Regions from separate parts of the Mus musculus genome. Here region 1 is linked to region 2. Evidence: chromatin loops called from intact Hi-C (ENCODE). Cell type or tissue: heart. All regions are shown on one strand. Links, peaks and the distances in the headings refer to the core of each region. The heading gives the core; the rest is flanking DNA.

Region 1 (10,190 bases), core at 842-8,841, 440 kb after region 2:
ATAAATAAAGCTTTGAAAATACCTGTTTAGTAACCAAAAAGTGAATTTTGTAGATGACATCATCCCATTGCAGTATTGGAGGTTTGGAAATGTCTGCGTGGACAGTATTTCAAACCAGCAATCTGCTTAAGCAGTTATATAAAGCATTCCATAATTTATTATATTCAAAATAATTATTTGAAATTCAATTAGGTCATTATCAGTTTTGGAAGACTATATATTAACTGAATTTACAGTTGTTCCTGATCTATCTGACATGAGAACAATTCCCGTTTGGATGGCACTGTGTAGAGGTAAATTGTTAGCTGCTCTGTGCTCCTGGCAGGTGCGCACACAGCTCTGCGCCTGCCCAAGAGCTCTGGATTTAAGAATGAGAAGACATACTCACAATCCTTATATTTTAATATGCTTAACTTGCTCAGTGGCTGGGCACTTCCAACCTCCAAAACTAGCACATGCTCCCCTCGGTATTCGAGTTAACACTTTCTAAGTCTGTATTTCATCTTTGCTGCCATTTCCTTCTGAGCAGCCCTCCCCTGGGGCTGCTTTATCTGTGCACCTAGATTTTGGCCATCTTACCCTCCTTTTTCTTCACAGTGTAGTCCATTCTATGCTTCTCTTATGGCAGAATCCTTTCTTCTCCTCTTCTTTCTTTCTTTCTTTCTTTCTTTCTTTCTTTCTTTCTTTCTTTCTTTTTGTTTTTTTTTTTTTGATACAGGGTTTCTCTGTGTAGCCCTGGCTGGCCTCAAACTCAGAAATCCGCCTGCCTCTGCCTCTCAAGTGCTGGGATTAAAGGCATGCACAACCACTCCCGGCTGCCATTCCAGTTTCTTAAAACATGGTGTGTTTTTAACTCAATTAAAAATTTGTATGGATACCAAGTCATGGAAAGGAACACCCACATGGCCTACAATTCAAAATATCTCATGTATGAGAGTTCTTAATTTAAGCCTTTTCTGTTCCTGCCAAATAACCGTGGGTGAGGAGCGCCTTCAATGCATTTGGCATTTTCAGGGCTGTGTGTAGTAGGGTAAGATTCTTTACTCTGGCAGGTTATAGCAATTCTAAGCTTTTCTTGCTAGAAAGCTCTTCTATTTGTTTAACATTAATTCTGGGAGATAGTATAGTATTACTGAACATAAAGAGACATTTCTTTTTGCGCTTACATTTATGACTAAGATCTCTATATACAAACTAGAGATAAAACATCCTGCTCTTGGCTGTAGTGGAAGACTGGGAAAATTCCATTAGTAACAGTAATAAAACAACATTTTCAGAGAACCTACTGTTTTCCAGGCATTATGGTTGGTACTTTTTCTTGAATTATCTTATAAAAGATTCTGGGAAATATTATATACATTTTTTCCAAATGAGAAAACAGACTTAGAAGCTGAATAATTTACGATTGTGTTGGTAAATGGCTAAAATGTTTGATTCTGTAACTTTTTAAAAAATTATTTTACTTTGACCTTCTAGAAGGAAAACGAAAATGTTCTGAAATCTAATGTGCTGGGTACAAGTTCTCTGACTTCTGGCTTTTTCCTGTTCATTCTCGCCCCTTATTCTCCAGAAACACAGACCCCCTTCTAATTCCTCAAAGTCTTGTCTTCTCAAATCTCTAGCTGTAACTTGAATTTTTTTCTAATTCTATTTTTAATGATGGTTCTTAAACTCTTTAACTTCCCTTGTAGCCCACCACCCACCGGAGGTAGTGGAAAAGAAAAGACATAGGGGAAGTGAATCTATTTAGAAAGGTTCTTTGGAGCAACTCCTGTCTGTGTTGTCTGGAAATCGGCAGTTCATTTTACAGGTTAGCAGTGGCAGCTCAATCCACTTGCAAACATCTCAGGGATACACCGGCAGTCCAGTTAGCTACAGTTGGGTTAGCAACAGTGGTGGTATGACCTAGCAGAGACAGCTGGCCTCAGCCTTGGCTTGAGTCAGAAGGAGGGACCAACAGGATCACCAGGAGTTCTCGGCTGTGCCTCTCTCAGGGAAACAAAGATCAGTGAAGACACGAGACCCAGAAGCATTGCATAGTTAGCTGTACCAGAAAGCCAAGCTCTGTCTCTGTCACTCTGTGGAGTCCTATTTATACCCTCCAAACATCACTTGTCCTCCATGTGCCTTGCCTCAGCACCTGCATCCAGTTAACCTGAGTCCCCGGTAGCAGCAACAAACTGCAACACACCACCAGAAGGTTTTTTTGGTGTGTTTCCCTCTATGGAGTTGAGACAAATGGAGCTCAACTATACAATGGAAGGCGGACCAATACATGTGTGTTGTTAGCAAAGAATCGTTCATCACGTGCTTGCTTTAGCAGAACATCCACTCTCCCATGTCTGCTTCAGTGAAACATTCCTTCCTGAGTCTGCCTTAGCCTTTCACCTGTGTCCACTTCAGCTAAATGTTTCTTCAATGTGTTTGCTCCAGCAAAACACCATTTAATTGCCTTTCCAAAGAATCTTTAAGTTTCCACTTCATCTAGCCCTTTGCTCAGGATATTGTTTTGGCTTTTCTATGTCTGCCCCAATTCCTGAATCATGACACAGGGCTTGTTTTTATTTTCAATGCTTATGGCATTAGCTTAGGCTTGCTTCCCAAATACCTCTTAACTTATATTTACATGTGTATTCTGATCTAAGTTCTGCCACATAGTTGGTTACCTCTCCTCAGTTTCATATGTCTGACTTCCTCCTACATATTGGTGGCACATCTTCCTGAGCCTGAGTCTTTCCCAGAGTTCCTCTCTCTTTGCCAGGTATCCTGCCTTCCTATTCTTTTCTCTCCTGCTATATAGGCCATTCAGCTCTTCATTGACAGGTGATGCTTTTACATAGTGCACAAAGTGCACAAGAGATTATCCCTACAATCTCATTAGTACCAGATTAACTGACTTATTACAACATTTTGGTTTTATCTCTCTCTCTCTCTCTCTCTCTCTCTCTCTCTCTCTCCTCTTTTAGTTTTTTTTGAGATAGGGTTTCTCTGTATAGCCCTGGCTGTCCTGGAACTCACTCTGTAGACCAGGCTGGCCTTGAACTCAGAAATCTGCCTGCCTCTGCCTCCCAAATGCTGGGATTAGAGAGAGGCGTGTGCCACCACTGCCCGGTGGTTTTAATTTTCTATTTGTGCTACTAGGGTGCACCTAAGGCCATGCAAATGCCAGGTCACCATGCTGCTCCAGTTTACATTGTTCTTCTGTACTCTCAATACTTTTGAGTTATTCCAAATACTGCAAGGATCTTATTGTGTCTCCATCTAAACTGTAAGAAACTTTAGGGATTCATTTTTTCCACTCTCTTCTTCACTTTTGAAATTCCAGGTCATTTTACAGTTTCTCTCTCCTAGTGGGTAGTCAATTAAATGTTTGTTGAATGAACAAAAAAATGCATAAATAACTTTAAAATTCGTGCACACACCTCATTAGAGACAGGCATGCTCTACCACACCTGGTCTGTTTTATTGTTTTAAGGCTAAAAGTTATCAGAAGCAAAACATTTTCATCTTCTAATAATAAAACTCTTCAGTATATCTTTATTCTCTAGGTCAAAATGCCTGGGATACTGTAGTTATTCAATGTATTTGTTGAAATGATGAAGAACTGTAAAAACGTGTGAAAGGTCAGGTCTTGGACATTCATATTACCATGAATTTAAGCTTCAAGCATGAGCCCACGCATGCACACATACTCTAGCGTGACTTCATTTTTTATTTTTTAAAGATCTATTTATTTATTATCTGTAAGTACACTGTAGCTGTCTGCAGACACTCCAGAAGAGGGTGTCAGATTTTGTTATGGAGGGTTGCTGGAATTTGAATTCAGGACCTTCGGGAGAGTAGTTGGTGCTCTTAACTGCTGAGCTATCTCACCAGCCCCCCTAGTGTGACTTTATAATACATTACTTATTGTGTCCAAATTCACTTTGTGCTGCCCCTACTTTATCCTCTAATAACAAGCATGGTATTTTCATTCAGGCATTGAATATTTACTTAGCCTTTGTGCCAGGCACATGAGTGTATTCCTTTAAAAGCTTCATTTCACTACTTAATGTCCCTCTTCCTGGCAATTTAGAAAAACCATTCAACAAATACTGTATTTATTATAGTCCTTCAACCTTTCTTCATTCAGTTTTTGTGACTTCTCCTTGGAGGATGTCCCTGCCTCCCTCCCTTTAGAAGAGCTCTGAATATATCAGAGTCTTTGCCTTATTTTGTTCCTTCAGTTTCAAACCCACTACACTGGTTCTATAACCAGAGGGCAGAGACTAAGGCTGTGCTCATCTGTGTCACTTAGACACAGCATAGCATTACAGAAGCAATGAAATGAATACTGTTAATGTGGTTTGACACCACAAAGCCTCTCTGCAAGGGGGTTGTGTCTTGTCATTATGTTATAGAAGAGAAAAAGTATCCTAAAGAAGTTTAAAGCCATGTCCAACGTTTCTCAGGGAAGTCTGTGGTCACAGGAATCTCAAGAATGAAGTCAACACTGATTTGAAGAGATTAAGATTCTCTACAGTCTTTCCTAAGGTTTTCTTTCAGCTCGAGCCACGGTTTTTTCTTCTTTGGAACAATGACTCCATACATACTGGTCTTTCTCCTCGCAATTCCCAGGCTTAACACAGACTTCAGGATTGTTGGTTGGGTTATTCTCTGTATTTTCCTATTAGTAACTTTCGACCTTGACCCCTCTTTGGAAACGTGTTTTAAAACTTTCTGGTCTCAAGTAGGGTGTGGTGGCGCACACCTTTAATCCCAACACGCTGGAGGCAGTGGCAGGTAGATTTCTGAGTTGTAGGCCAGCTTGATCTACTTAAAGGGCTCCTGGACAGCCAGAGAAACCCTGTCACTAACCCTACCATTACCCCAACAAAATCCTCCCCCACTCCAAAAAACCCCCCACAACTTTCTGTTCTCCACGTTAGAACCCACGAAGGAGTTCTGAGAAACATAGTCGCATCAGTGAAAAGGACAGGAATTTGGGATGGAATTCATAAAGCCCGGTGAATTAGCAGAGGGAGGAAAGTCCTTCAGGTGTCATTAAGTCTAGGGACTTGTGGAATTTGGTCATCTGTAGAGCAGTGGTGAGTGACTCAGTTGCCCACAGCTACGATGACTGCTAATGAGTATGTCCTTTGCATGGAATTATTCTCCGCACGTGTTAGTATTTTCAGTGAGAACTGTAGTAAACACACTTAGTACACGTAGGTACTTGTAGGTACTTTCTTATTCATATGTTGCCGCTGTGTGTGCTTTTGAAACATTCAACCCCTCAAAGTTTCTCTTGCCCTTAACCAAAATGGCCCTTAAGGTTGTCTGGAGCTTTGAAGCTTCTGGCCCTTAACAAAGATGGCGCCAGGGGTCATGTTAAAAATAAGCTTGCCTTCTTCCCTGCCAGTGACAAACATGGCTTCCACGGCGTCAATCACATGATACCCCCTATCTACGGCACGGGAGCCGGCGGAGGAGGGCCCTTGAAAAGGGTGCGCGTTCCCGTGGCGGTGCACCCGGTAGGTTTCAGTCAGAGTCACTATGGCGGCCAACGCTGGCAAGGTAAGCTGAGGCGGCGGCGGAGGTGGTGGCGGCGGTGGCGGCAAGGGAGGAAGGAGCCGACGTTCCGTCCTGGCTCCGGAATCCCGTAGCCTGAGCAAGGAGAGGTCGCCCGAGGTCGGAGGCAGCGGCCGGGGACTGGCGGGGGCTGGCTGAAGGGGGCGAGGGCTGAGGCGAGCGGGCGCCGGTCCCTGACTGCCGTTTGTTTTGGTGTCTCCCCGCCTAGGTCGGAAAGTTTCCTGCCTCGTCCGCCACCGCCTGAGCTTGCCGCACTGGCTGCGAGTGGAGGAGGCTGCGGCGGACCCAGCCCCGGCCTCCAGGCCTCTCCCTCCACCTCCGGGCCAGCCTCCCTCCCCCACCCCGTCGTCCTGCGGGAGCCGCCAGTCCCTGCGATGCGACCCTCGCGAGGACGCTCCTGAGGGGAGGTGGCCCATGTGCTGAGCAGCAGAGCCCGAGAGCTCCGAGAAACCAACTTCCCGCCGGCCCGCCCGTCGGCCCGCTCGCCCGCCCGGTCGCCCGAGCCTCCCCGGGGTAGCTCCTCGCTCTGTCCGCACCGGCCTGCAGAGCCGGGTCCCCGCCCTGGTCGCGGGGACACCCGTCAGGTGCCCGGGACTCGCGACCCAGACGCCGCCCGTGCCCCGGCAGCCCTCCCACGCCTCCAGCCCGGGATCGCAGCCTCGGCTCACGCTGGGCCGGGGACCCCTGCCACTCCCGGGCGGCCTCGGCGCAGCAGGGCAATGCAGCCCGGCCCGCTGGCCCTCTAGTCCTCCTCGTCCGTCCCCGCACCTCTTCTCAGCCCCGAGGCCCCGCGGTGGCTGCCCGGAGGTCCTCCGCGCCTCTTCCTTGAGCCCCGAAGGACCTTCCTGGCTGCGCGAGTCAACCCTCTTCATGCTGCAGTGCTGCACCGTTTCCGCTACCGAAGGGGACAAGCGGCCGGGATCTCAAACAAAACACAAGAACTGGTGTGTGACTCATCTGCTCGGATACCTCCTGTCCCCAAACTGTCTTCCAGGAGTTTTCTTGGCCGAAGCTGCCCAATGTTTGAGCCTTTTCTTCCTAGGGAAGATGGACTGAAAGCTGCTAGTTGGGGACTTTTTTTGGTCAAGGTGCCTCTGTATTTTAAAGGAGGTGATGGGGCTTGCGCTGGCTTGTCCTCCTGCCCAATTGAAGAGTTGTTGATGTTCACTGGTTATGCTTAGACAATGCGCAGTTTGTTTTAATTTAAAAATTTTGGGGGGTTAGGGGGTGTAGGCTTGAGAAGAGCATTCCGAACCTGGAGGAGCTCCTCATTGTCCCTGGTCCAGACACCCCCCAGCCTGTCCTCGATGCCGTCAGCCTTGGCCATCTTCACTTGCCGCCCGAACTCGCACCCGTTTCAGGAGCGTCATGTCTACCTGGACGAGCCCATCAAGATCGGCCGCTCGGTGGCACGCTGTCGACCAGCGCAGAATAATGCCACCTTTGATTGCAAAGTGCTGTCAAGGAACCATGCCCTCGTCTGGTTTGATCACAAGACGAGCAAGGTAATGTCGCTATAGTGTTTGACAGTCTTTCCTTTCCTTTCCTTTCCTTTCCTTTCCTTTCCTTTCCTTTCCTTTCCCTTCACCTTCTCTGAGAGGTGTAATGTATGCAACGATCTCAGGGTTTCTTCCCAGAGGACACTTTTCTGCGAGGCCTCGGAATCAGCTTTTTGTGTGTGTCTGAATTCTAGTGGAAATGGAATCGAAGTGGTTGAATGAAAAACAGAGAAGGTATTGTTACTAAATGTCTCGGCAGGGCGATGGCTTCTTGATAAACTTGGTCATTCCCAGTGAAATCCCAAACCCTAATTCGTTTAGGAAAGGTAGATAGTGAAACTTGACCTCTGACTTTCAGTCCTTTTAGAAGGGTGAATCTGCAGGTCGGTGCTTGATTAAGCAAGCAGTGGTTCCCAGAGCAATGCCGGAATTTGTGGCCTCTGTTACATCGAGGCTCAAGTGTCTATGGTGAAATGTAGTTAACACATGGCTTGTAGTTGAATTCAACTCAGGACCTTGTCTGGTAGGATAACTGGAGTGCAAAGTTACTGTTTGTAACGATTGATACTTACTTGCCCCGATGAAATAATTTGTAAATATTAAAGGCAATTTAATTAAGCTAGAGTAAGTAACTACATCTTTGGAGTTCTGTTTGCAAGTTGGATCAACAGAAATCTATTGCTCTTGAAAGTCACTTCTCAATTTCTTTGGTAGATAATGTGTAATTATATGATGATATGCAAAAATTAGTATTAATAAGTTAGCTTATTTTTAGATTATATCCAATATTGTCTAATACACACACACACACACACACACACACACACACACACACATATATTTTAAAGACAGGGACCAACTGGCCTGGAACTCACTCTGTAGATCAGGCTGGCCTCAAACTCAGAGATTTCCCTGCCTCTGCCTCCCAAGTGCTGGAATTAAAGCTCACCATGCTGGGCCTTGCTTTTAATTTTTAATCCAATTTACCTTGTTTATCTTGGCACTGTACTTTGCTAGTTACTTATTTTAAAATAAAAAGGATCTTTTTAGTTTTTCAAGAATTTGCACGAATGGAGAATATTTTAAAGAACTCTTCTTTGGGCCTAAACCTAAGGCTTTCGTTGAACTACTGAAATAATTCCAACTCAAACTAAGTTACATAAGACTAATAGGACTGTCTCCAGTTTTGTCTCTTGACTTTTCGCCCCCTCTTTCTGAGTGACATGAGTAAGTCTTTTTTTTTTTTTTTTTTTTTAAGAGAAGAATTTGTCTTCAAGAGTGGTGTTTTGAAATGAAAGAAACTTGAGCCTTTAGAGGAAGAAAGTAATGCTAGGGCAGCTACTGAATTAAGGAATTACTAAGTAAATGCTATCTAAAAAAAAAAAAAAGGAAGGAAAGATCCCCAAGTGCTGTGTGCTTGCATAGTGGTTATAACCTATTCTGTGTGTAGGATGAAAACTGAAAAGTGTGTTAACTTTTTCTGAGTTACACCAGAGGCTCTTTAACCCATAAGAGAGACACTTTTCTCTTCCCTGAAAGCTAACATTTGGATGATTCGTGGATGACCTGTGATTCTTTGTAAATGACTCTGGAGTTCGTTATTGAATTCCAGTATTAGTTGGCTGCTAGTGACTAAATACAGTCAACTTTTACATTTTTACATTTTTGTGTGCTTGGGAAACAGGTCCAGCCGAATCAGATGACAGATTTGCTTACAGCACGTGCTTTGCCCACTGCAGTTCTTAGTTGAAAACTCGTGCCTGGTGCAGTGGCTCTCCCCTGTAAGCCTGTCTCTCAGAAGGCAGGAAGAAGGCATCATGTTCGAGGCTAGCCCAGTTTGCTTAATGAGCTTAAGATCACCAGCTCAGGTATATAACGAAGCTCTGTCTCAGAAACTCAGGATGAAGAGAGGATCTGCAGAGTTCTCACGGTAGACTTAGTTTATTTCTCCCTCTTTTACTTTTTTTCCTTTTGTGTCATTGGCTAAAATAGCACTAAGGGCTTGACGGTATATTTTGTGTAATTATTATTATACCACCTAATTTAGTTTAAACAGTTTCAATCTGTTAGGTTTTCCCTTTGTGATCAAATTATTTTAGGAATTAATTTTAAAGTATTGGCTTAGACAGACAGGTTTTTTTATTGAGCATGTATTCTGGGCCAGATCCTGGGAGATAACAAAGAAAACCAAATCAGTTTGTCCAAATACTATTTATTGCTTTGTGTGTGAAGTTTTAAGAGCTCTCCTGTGTCAGGCTCATGACAGCCGCCCCCCACCAGACCTAATATATATTCCTTGAAATTTATGATGCATAAAAATGCAAGAATCCACTCATAGGTATCATCTCAGGAAAGATTGTTTTAAAACACTACTAAGCCTGAGTTTTCTTTTCTTTTCTTTCTTTTCTTTTTTTCAAGACAGGGTTTCTCTGTGTAGCCCTGGCTGTCCTGGAACTCACTTTGTACTGTAGCCTAGGCTGACCTTGAACTCAGAAATCCACCTGCCTCTGCCTCCCAAGTGCTGAGATTAAAGGCCTGTGCCACCTCTGCCCAGCCGGAGTTTTCTTATCTGTGGATAGTATTGCCTTCTTAAAGTTTTTATTTTTGGGATAAAAAGAAATTTTGGGCTCGTCTGCACTAAACACTAGTTCTGCCACTGAGCCATGCTCACTGCCCCCTTTGCTGTCTTGGGATTCAGACTATTTATGCAAATCACATAGTACCCGGTGCTTGGCACGTGTTAAAGCTCAGGATTTCGTACAAGGGTGTTCGTGGGGAAGCATGAGCCAACATCAGCGCCCTTTGAACTGCTGTGTGCTGTGGCGTCTTGGGAAAGCAGTACTTTTTTTTTCCTTTTTAGACAGGAGCTCCTGTATGCTGAGCTCACTTCACACTCAGTACAGGCCCAGAGAGTGGGGACTCAGGCCTCTACATCCAGTTTTATTAGTGTTGAGGACTGAACCCAGGACTTTGTACAGGCTAAGAAAGCACTCTACCAACTGAGCTACATCCCAAGTCCAGAAATTGTTAAATACAATGACAGCTATAGAAGAAATGTTAAAAATAGAAGGTAGTGAAGTTGGTAACTTTGTTCCAATAGGCATTTTGCCTTGGAGGGAA
Region 2 (10,190 bases), core at 1,016-9,015:
ACATTACTTACCACACACATTCCACTCTGGCTTCTGGCCTGCATCATTATTAGGTGCTGTAGTATAACCAATTAGCTCTTCCTGCTTGCTTGATGGCATGGCATGATGTGACCAATTAGTCCTTTCTATCGTACCCCTAAAAAAGCCCTTGCCTACCCTATCCCTGAAATAATAAAGTAGACTCATCTCTGGAGTCATTCTGTACATATTCACGATCATCCGGAAAAACCCTGGTCTCCATCTCTGCTTCATTTCTCCCCTTAGGTTGGTGGCCTCTGGGCAGAAAGGGCGAGTGGGTCGGGGAGCACAGTGCCTTATTTTATGTGGTGCTAGAAATGAAGCTCAGGACTTCATGCATGCTAAACAAGCATTCTACCCACTGAACTACAACTTCAGCCTTTTGTACAGCTAACCACCACTACGTGACACTCAAAAGTATTTTGTGAGTGTGTGTGTGTGCGCATGTCTGGTTTTTTTGTTTTGTTTTGTTTTGAGCACTGGAATTACAGGTGTGCGCCACTATCCCTAGCTTATATATTATTTCTAAAAGGCTCATTAATCCCTCCAAATTTCAGATGGGTGGAGTCTTTGAGAGGCTATTTGTATATAGACAGTTTCCTGGCTTTCAAGAAGACTCCAGAATTAGGCTCCTTTCACCATTCTGGCCACTGGGAATTACTGATCTGTTTGTATTACTGTTTTTTAAATGTTGTGCTGGGGACTGAACCCACGGCTTTGCTTTGCACATGCTAGAGACACACTCTGCCACGGAGTTATAACCCTAGTGCTAACTGGATAACTTCTAAAGTACAAGGTTATTTGGGGAAGAGCAGATCATTCTCCGTCTTGTCCTTGACAGAGGTTTTCTGACTTAGGTTCTCAGGTCCACTCTGCACTGCAGCAGGAGTTCCTATCAGGGTTAGGAGATTGTATACTAACAATCTTTCACATGGTTTTTATATGTGCTGTGCTTACATTTGGAAACCATCAGCCTAGAGGGACATATTTTGTTGTTGTTATTATTTGTTTTTTGAGACAGGGCTTTTCTGTCCTGGAATTTGCCTTGTAGGCCAGACTGTCCTTGAACACAGTCATCTACCTGCCTCTGTCTCCTGAGTGTTGGGATTAAAGGTGTGGGCTACCATACCTGGTTTAAATAACTGTTTTATTTTTATTTTTTATTTATTTATTTATTTTTGGTTTTTCGAGACAGGGTTTCTCTGTATAGCCCTGGCTGTCCTGGAACTCACTCTGTAGACCAGGCTGGCCTCGAACTCAGAAATCCACCTCCCTTTGCCTCCCAAGTGCTGGGATTAAAGGCATGCGCCACCACCGCCCAGATTAAATAGCTGTTTTTTATTATTTTATTTTATGTGAATGTGTGTGCCTGAGCGCACATATGTGTGCCTGAGTGCACATCTGTGTGTCATGTGTTTGCAGCATTCATGGAGGCAAGAAGAGGTTGTTAGATCCTCTGGAAAGAGAGTTACAGACTGTTGTGAGCCATCATGTGGGTGCTGGGAATTGAACCCAGGTCCTCTGGAAGAGCAGCCAGTGATCCTAACTCCTGAGACATCTCTTCAGCCCATAGAGGGATAGTATTTTAAAGTCCCAGAGTCTTTTGAGTTGTTAAATTCTTCCCTCTTATAAACTACAGACCAGCACTTCAAGGAATGTCATGTAAAAACCTAATTATAAGAAGACCAAATATAATTTCAGGCTAGTAATTAACAAGTCTATTAATGAGATTGTATGTCTTTTTGTTGTAAAATTGCATGTGTGAAACATCTCAATAAAGTATATGTGTAAAATATCTCTAAGAATTCTTTGATGGGTGCTGCTTAATCCTGATTTGCTTTCCATAAAAATAACCAACGGCCTCAAGTTTCCTAGTGTGCATGAAGTCCTGACCTTCCTCTCCAGCACCACCTAAAGTCAGGCATGCTGGCAGATCGCAATGTCTCAGTATTCAGGAGATGAAGGTAGGACATCAGGAGTTCAAGTTCATCCTTTGTTACATATTTAAAGCCAGCTTGGGCTATAAGAGACTGTCTTAAAAAAAAAAACAAACAAACTCCTTCCTCCCCCCAAAACTAAACAAAGCAAAACCCCACTAACTTTTTATCAAAAGAAAATATGAATTCTTCAGCTTTAGAGCTGTTTTAAAATAATAAGTGAAAATATACATTTGGATGACCAGGGTATTCAGTCAGCCAAAGTTATGGGCACTTTGCTTTTCTATTTTTATGATCTGACTAAACTACTTTTTTTTTTTTTTTTAAATTATTTTATGTATGAGTGCTGTACGTATACCTGTGTGCCAGAAGAGGGCATCAGATAGCAGTATAGATGGGTGTGAGCCACCATGTGGTTGCTGGGAATTGGACTCAGGACCTCTGGAAGAGCAGCCAGTGCTCTTAACTTCTGAGCTATTTCTCCAGCTCTACACTAATTCCTAATGTAACTCATCAACAGTCTGCTTTTATTTTATAACCAGCTAGGCTTGGCGAGGATTTCTTGCCCCTTTAAGATAAGAGCATCTTGAGAGCACTCTACAGAACAGTTCAGAAAGACAACAAAGAGAATTATTTAATTTGATGATAAATAGAGTCTCTCCTTCTCCCTCTCCCTCTCCCTCTCCCTCTCCCTCTCCCTCTCCCTCTCCCTCTCCCTCTCCCTCTTCCTCCCTTTTGGGTTGACCAAGCTGCTGGTTAATTCCTCTTGTTACACCACCACCAGTGTGTTTCTCATTCTTTGCTAATTATCATTCCTAATTATTGTTAATTATCCTTATCCTCTTTTTCTTTCCTTTTACAAATTACAGGTTAATCAAGAAGGTCACTATCTTGAAAGCTTTCTCTTCTTCCTTCTCTATCCCCCTCTCCCCATCTCTCTCTGGCACAGACTCTCACTGTGTAGTCCTGGTCTCTCTCTCTCACTGTGTAGTCCTGGTCTGTCTCACTGAGTAACCCTGGTCTGTCTCCCTGAGTAGTTCTGGTCTGTCTCTTTGTGCAGTCCTGGTCTGTCTCCCTGAGTAACCCTGGTCTGTCTCACTGTGTAGTCCTGGCTGGTCTTCTAGACTAGGTGGCTTTCAGCTTGCAAGGATCCTTGAACCTCTGCCTCCTGAATGCTGGGAATATGGACATGTGTCAACACACCTTACTTGAAAGTTTTGCCTCTTTACAGCCAGGTGCATTGTGCTCGTAGTAGCTGAGTAAGAAAGAAATATCAAGAATAAAATACCTGCCAGGGAGTGGTGGTGCATGCCTTTAATCCCAGCACTTGGGAGGCAGAGGCAGGCAGATTTCTGATTTCAAGGCCAGCCTGGTCTACAGAGTTTGTTCTAGGACAGCCAGGGCTATGCAGAGAAACCCTGTCTTGAAAAAAACCAAAAAAACCAAACAACAACAACAACAAAGAAGAAGAAGAAAGGAAGGAAGGAAGGAAGGAAGGAAGGAAGGAAGAAAGAAAGAAAGAAAGAAAGAAAATACCCATAATACAAGTGGGAACCTTTCATACAACAGAAGAATTGGCTCCAAACCATCTTTCTTCAAAACTAAAGATCTCTTCAGGAGGGTGACTATTTGATAGAGAATTTAAGGAATGGATTCGCATAAAATGGCTATACCACTGAAGGTAATTCCGTGGAACTATAATTCAAGTCTACCATAAAACGTCTGAAATGGGGCTGGTGAGATGGCTCAGTGGGTAAGAGCTCTTCCAAAGGTCTGGAGTTCAAATCCCAGCAACCACATGGTGGCTCAAAACCATCCGAATCAAGATCTGACTCCCTCTTCTGGAGTGTCTGAAGGCTGCTACAGTGTACTTACATATAATAAGTAAATAAATCTTAAAAAAAAAAAAAAAACTTCTGAAACAAAGTTTTTATCTTTCAAGAGACCATGGGGAAAATCTGGTAAACTCACAGCTTCCTCTTCATTACCATATTTGGATTTGCTCCAGTGTCTGGATTTGGGTCGAAGCAGCTGGAGAAGCAGGAAGCTAATACTCTTCTCCCAGCTTATCGTACTCTTTGAATGACAGTGGAATGGACTAGTGGACTAATGGGTAGATTTTTTTGGGAGATATTAATGATTTTGCCAATTTTTTTGCATATCGGTAAACTCACTGTACAACACTTCAGAGAAATAACGTGTGAAGCTGGAGAAAAGGGTGCATCAAGGCTGAATCCATAAAACACAACACAACAAAACAGTGTTAGCCTAGTCCTTACATGTCAAATCTCCAACTGTGTGAGCTTCACTCTACAGTCAAGGAGACCAGAGAAGTTCTTTGAGTCCTGCCAAACCTGACAATCGGTTTGCGAGAGAAGCCCTTTAATGACGGAAGGAAGTCCTCCGATAAATGTATCTTTAAATTTTTTTATTAAAAAAAAGTTTTCCTTTGTGATATACAAGAAATATAGTGGTCGTATTTTCAGCAATGACAAACTTGAAGACGAGGTAAGAACTAATGATTTGTCAACAAAATCAAGGGTTTTAAACTGATGCCGATAGGCAGGTGTCCAGGAGAAAAAAAAAAGTTTAGGGTCTACTACTCCAAATTAACTGTAAACCCCGTTAATGACACAATTTCGGATTCCACAGATTTGTGAGTTAACGCTCTTTGCAGGAGATAAGATTGAAAACTTGGAGCAGGGTTGGGAAGGTTATGACGCTAGGTGTAGGGATTTTTTTTCTTTGGTTGCTGACGAAATATGGTGCAGAAGTAAAACTGCCTCAGGTCCCCTCCGGCGGTCTTCACTCCGGGCTCAGGTTAGCTGTGCGCTAGCGTGACTCAGACAGCCCCCTACGTATTCAACTACGCGCGCCCGACGACGGAGGTCGACATCCCCACACTGCTCGGCCCGCACGGCCACTGCTCTGGTAGAGAACCCGCGGTCGGGGAGGAATTCCCGGTCAGCCCCGTAGCGGTGACAGACGTCGCGGCGAGCCAATGGGTGAGCTGGAGGCGGGGCTAGTGGGCCTAGGGGGGGCGGGATTTCCCGCGCGGCGGCCGCTGAGCTCTGGGCTGGGGCGGCGGCGCCTGCGAGAGGGCGGGCCGGGTCAGCTGCAGCAGGCGGGGCCACGCGCGGAGCTGTGGGCGGCTGCCGAGTGTCCTGCCGCCGCCCAGCCTTCGCCACGATGCCGGGGATCGACAAGCTGCCCATTGAAGAGACCCTGGAGGACAGTCCGCAGGTGAGGCGCGAGCGGCGGCTGAGGAGAGCGCGCGGCCTAGCGCGGGCCTGGAGCCTCAGGTGCCCGTGGCCCAGGTGGGCGCCGCCGCCCGGGGTCGCTGTCTGCCGGGGCCGCGCCCTACACTCCCGGGCCGGGCTGGAGGCCCGCGCGTACTCGCGCGGCTGGGCCACGGGCGGCCCGGAGACCGAGCGGCCGTCACTGTCTCCCGTGGGGCCTGGCGTTTGAGTCCGCGCCGAGTCGCCTTTGCATTTCACGGGAGGTGCTGTTTTTATCGCGATGATAGGATGTGAGATAAGTCCTGTTCGTGGCGTTTTCGGAGGAGGCCCGGCATTCGGGGGGACGGCAGTGGCTAGTTTTCTTAGGAAGGGTCTGCGAGGCGGAGTGTGCAACGCCGGTGGAAGCAGGAGTGCGTGCCTTGCTCCCCGTGCTGTGTCGGTGCCCGAGTCTCAGGCTGGTGGCTGTCACTTGAGCTGTGCACTGCGGGTGACGGAAGGCGCCTACGCTGCTTCGAGGAGGCTGAGCTTTGGGTAGCAGATTGGCCCGAATAAACTCATCAAAATGAAAGCCCTGTTTTTGTGCGTTAGGGATGATGCTGGTGTGGTTGCTCTGGCTGAAGACAGTTTGGGAAAAATAAAACGATTCGTTGGATTTCTTTTTCAGTACTTAATGACATCAATTGTGTTTTAAAAGGTGTTGGAGCCTCTAACTTGTGTAAACTTCATCTTTACGCCAGCCTTTATGTATAGTAAGGGATATAAAACAGTGTTGCAGGTAGATTTTTAAAAATATTGCTTGCTGAGAAGTACATACTTCATAGGCATTTGTAGTTTAATAAGTGGCCCTCCAACCAAAAAGAGGAAAAGAGAAGAGCTAGCGCTTGTTTTCCTGGATGGCACTTTTGTCATGGATTTTGTGCCAATTTTTATTTCAAAGTTAGAATTGTGCTCTGATTGTAGAATTGATTTATTCTTTTCTCTGAAGGCAATCTTTATAGGCCAGTTGCTAGGAGGTAATGTACTCTTATCAGATAATGTGAGAAAGAGAAAGCCACATATTTGTTTATCTCGTAGTTTAAATTGTGCGTAATGATTTTTTCAGTGTAAAGCCTTAAGATATATTTATTTCAGATGATTTGCTACAATTTTGTGGTTGTGTTAGTCAGAAGAATTTTATCATTTTTCTTTTTTTTAAGTTAAGACTCAGTATACTGTCTGAACTTCTTTTACCCAGCTGACTTTTTATAGCCCAATAAAGACTATAAAGAGAATGGGTCACACAGTGCCCTATCTATGATTTTCCATGTAGAGATAGTCCTGCATTTTCAGTATAAGTAGTTTACAACTTGAGTCAGACTCATTCTGTAGCTCAGACTAGCCTCAAACATGAGCTTCCTCCTGCCTCTGTCTGCTGAGTACTTACTGCAAAGCTTGAACCATAAGTATTTTCGGTTGTTATTGTTGTTGTCTTTTAATTTAAAATTTGTTTTTAGGTGTAAGGGTGTTCCATTTGTGTTTAACAGAGATTAGAAGAGGGTGTTGAATCCCCTGGAACTGGAGTTACTGATGGTTGTGAGCCATGATGTGTTGGAAATTGAACCTGGATTCTCTAGAAGAGCAGTCAATGTCTTAATTACTGATTTATCTCTCCAGCCCATTTTTAAATTTAAACTGATTTCTTTGGTACTGGGGGCTGGATCCAGGACCTTGCAGTTGCTAGGCAAAGCTGTACTACTAAGATAAATCCTCAATTTTGTTTTTATTTATTTATTTTTTGTGTGTATATGTGTTGCGCATGTATGTATGTGTTTGCATCTCTGTGTATATGTGCTCATGTGCATGGAGACTCAAAATTGAATAATCTTCCTTGATTGCTTTTCATCTATTTACTGTCACACGGTCTTACTCAGAGCCCTGGGTTTGAAGAAGCTTGCTCCAGGTATCCTGTCTTTCTTAAAAGTACTGAGAGTACTTGTGACCTCCACACTTGCCAGTCTTTACGAGGGTTCTAGGGAACCTGGACTCTGGTCCTCAAGCTTGTAGGGTAAGGGCTTTAATCTACTGAGCCACCTTCCCAGCCCTATTAGTATGTGATTATGTATGTGCAAGCACTCTACATGTAGAGGCTAGAGGGTGACCTCAGGTGTAGTTCCTCCTCAGCCTCAGCCTAGCTTAGTTTTTTGGTTGTTTTGTGTTTTTTTGTTTTTTGTTTGAGATAGTATCTCCCTTTGAGACCTGGGTCTCTCATGGGATCTTGTCGGCTAGGCTGGCTGGGCTGTAAGCCCCAAGGATCTGTTTGCCTTCCCGGCATTGTGATTGCATGCACCTGCTACTATACCCAGCTTTTTACATGGATGCTTAGTGCTTAAGTGTCTTCAGTGTTCTTAATTTAAAATTCCTAGACTGCATATTTCCTTAAGTGATTTAACAGACTTATCTTTTAAAAATGGTTTTACTAGCACATATTAATAACAATGAATTTTATTATGATATTTTCATACTTAGTATATTTGCCTCTCTTCCTTTTTCTCTCTTCCTCTTTCCAGCTAGTCCTCTTCCTTTCATGTCTTTAAAAAAGATCTTTGTTTTGTTTTGAGAGGAAAATCTTGTGTTGCTCACGATAGTTTGAGAGATCCCCCTGCCTCAGCCTCCAGAATAGTTGCAACTTCTCCTTATCCAGCATCTCCAGCTCCCATTGTTGTACTCGTAGAGTGTTCCCCAATAAATAGGGCTGCAATTAAGGCTTCTGTGTATATATTTTTATCTCAGTTTATCAAGAAAATAATTGAATAAGAATAACCAAGAATATGAAAAACTCTGAAGCTCCTAATGTGCTGTTTTTGTTTTTTGTTTTGTTTTCAATTAGATCTTTCAGTCCTAACTAATCAAAGGTAATCCATTGGACTGAGGCTGTAGGTCAGTGGTAGAACCCTGGCCTAACAGTTAAGTAGACGGGATTGCTAGGACTGTAGCTTCTCCAGTCCCAACACAGTGGCTTACTACTTGGAGAGGAAAGAAGTTAGAGCTTGGAAGACATGGAAGGTCCTGAATTGTACTTACCTTTTTAAGATTCCTTTGTTATTGTTGGGGCTTGAATTCAGCTATATCACTGGCTTGTTTGTTGGAGACAGGGTTTCTCTGTGTGTCCCTGGCTATCCTGGAACTCTTTCTGTAGACCAGTGTGGCTTAGAACTTGGAGATCTCCCTACCTCGAATGAATGCTGGGATTAAAGGCATGCACTACCACTGCCTGGCTCTCTGGTTCTTTTGTTGTTGTTGTTCATTAATTTATTTATTCACTTAACGTCCTGGTTGCAGTCCCCCCTTCTCCTTCTAGTCTCTCCTTCACAGACCCCCTCCTCCCAATACCCCCTCCTCTTCTTCTCAGAGAAGGGGAAGTTCCCATGGGTACTAACCTGCCCTGGCACATCAAGTCTCAGCAGGACTAAGCACATCCTCTCTTTCTGAGGCCTGACAAAGCAGTCCAGCTAGGGGAAGGGGCTCCAAAGGCAGGCAACAGAGTAAGAGACAGCCCTCCTTTCAGTTGTTAGGGGACCCACATGAAGACCAAGCTGCACATCTGCTACAGGTGTAGGGGACCTAGGTCTAGTCCCTGAATGCTCTTTGGTTGGTGCTTCAGTCTCTGTGAGCCCCTATAGGGCCAGGTTAGTTGACTCTGTAGATCTTCTGTGTTATTTTGTGGAGTCCTTGACCTCTTTGGCTCCCTTGATCCTAATCCCCACTCTTCTACAACACTCCCTGAACTCTGCCCAGTGTTGGTCAAGAGACAGTTATGCTAAGCTCCTGTCTGCAAACATAGCAGAGTATCATTAATAGTGTCGGGTTGTATCACCCTCAAGGGATGGGTATCAAATTAGGTCAGTCGTTGGTTGGCTATTCCCTCATTCTGGGCTCCATATATATTCCTGGATATTTTTTTTTGTATATTTTGGGTCAGAGATTTTGTGGGTGAGTTGTTATCCCCTGCCTCTACTGCAAGTCTCACCTGGCTACAGTCTCCATATCCCCAGCTGCTAGGAGTCTCAGGAGTCACCTTTTTTTTTTTAAGTTTCTCCCCTCCCCCCACAATGTTTGCACAGTCCAAACCTAACTAATCTAACATAAGGGTATTTAAAGTTATATACTCCAAATACATCAGTTTGGCAAAATATCTGAAGGAGAAAAAAAATTAAGCTTCTACTAGGACATGCCTTGTCTGGGGTTTGTTTTTGTTTTTTGTTTTGTTTTGTTTTGTTTGTTTTTTTTTTGAGACAGGGTTTCTCTGTATAGCCCTGGCTGTCCTGGAACTCACTCTGTAGACCAGGCTGGCCTTGAACTCTGCCTCCCAAGTGCTGGAATCAAAGGTGTGTGCCACCACCGCCCAGGGACCCTATCTTAAATCTTAAAATGAACAAACTATATGTGTGTATTGGGGTTGGGGGTTGGGGTTGGGGGAGATAGTGTCATCTTTTGGATTTTGAGCTTTAATTGTTCTCTGCTTTTTTTTTTTTTTTTAAATATGGCCTTCATGCATTGCTCCTATTTTTAGGTTTAATTGGAGGAATTGCAGCATACATTTGTTGCAGTAAATCTCCAACCTAAATAAGCCCAGGCAAAGAAAACACAACTCAATTAATATGAATATAAACTGCGTGCCTAGACTGGGCAGATCTACCACTACACAACTCTATTCCCTAGCTATGAGAACCCATATAACTTGTGGTTTCTCCAGGCCATGTGCTTCTGCTCCATCTTCCTTCCTCCTCCACCTTCTGTTCTATCTTCCTTCCTCCTCCTCCTCCTCCTCCTCCTCTTTCTCTTCTTCCTCCTCCTCTTTCTCCTCTTCTTCCTCCTCTTTTTCTTCTTCCTTCTCCTCCTCCTCCTCCTCTGTCCTCTCTTTCCCCTCTCCTCCTTCTCCCCCAAACTTTTCAGCTTCATCTTCCCTTCCACTGCCCAATCACCAGCTCTAACCTTTACTTTACAAGTTAAGGTGGGG

The links. Hi-C counts contacts between places; a loop is a spot of excess contacts. Peaks named below come from ENCODE experiments on the same cell type or tissue, not always from the same donor. Only the 100,000 strongest peaks of a DNase experiment are listed, where the experiment ranks them.
Region 1: a loop joins it to region 2, with 3 times the contacts of the local background. A loop is called at or near these places in 1 of 42 quality-filtered maps.

What each region holds. Positions count from the first base shown.
Region 1 is chr14:26,530,214-26,540,403 of GRCm38, reverse strand. It overlaps Slmap (sarcolemma associated protein), which reads left to right and starts at 5,780. Exons shown (of 23, transcript NM_001310445.1): 1 at 5,780-7,076. The coding sequence starts at 6,879. In heart, for the core only: a CTCF peak has its summit at 5,493; DNase peaks (open chromatin) are centred at 5,423, 6,393 and 6,913; H3K4me3 peaks cover 3,406 bases; H3K27ac peaks cover 2,324 bases; H3K27me3 peaks cover 488 bases.
Region 2 is chr14:26,965,409-26,975,598 of GRCm38, reverse strand. It overlaps Appl1 (adaptor protein, phosphotyrosine interaction, PH domain and leucine zipper containing 1), which reads left to right and starts at 5,048. Exons shown (of 22, transcript NM_145221.2): 1 at 5,048-5,198. The coding sequence starts at 5,145. It overlaps Gm41114 (a long non-coding RNA gene), which reads left to right and starts at 6,791. Exons shown (of 2, transcript XR_874477.1): 1 at 6,791-7,238; 2 at 8,061-9,365. In heart, for the core only: CTCF peaks have their summits at 2,316 (motif pointing right) and 5,242; DNase peaks (open chromatin) are centred at 4,978 and 5,598; H3K4me3 peaks cover 2,289 bases; H3K27ac peaks cover 1,550 bases.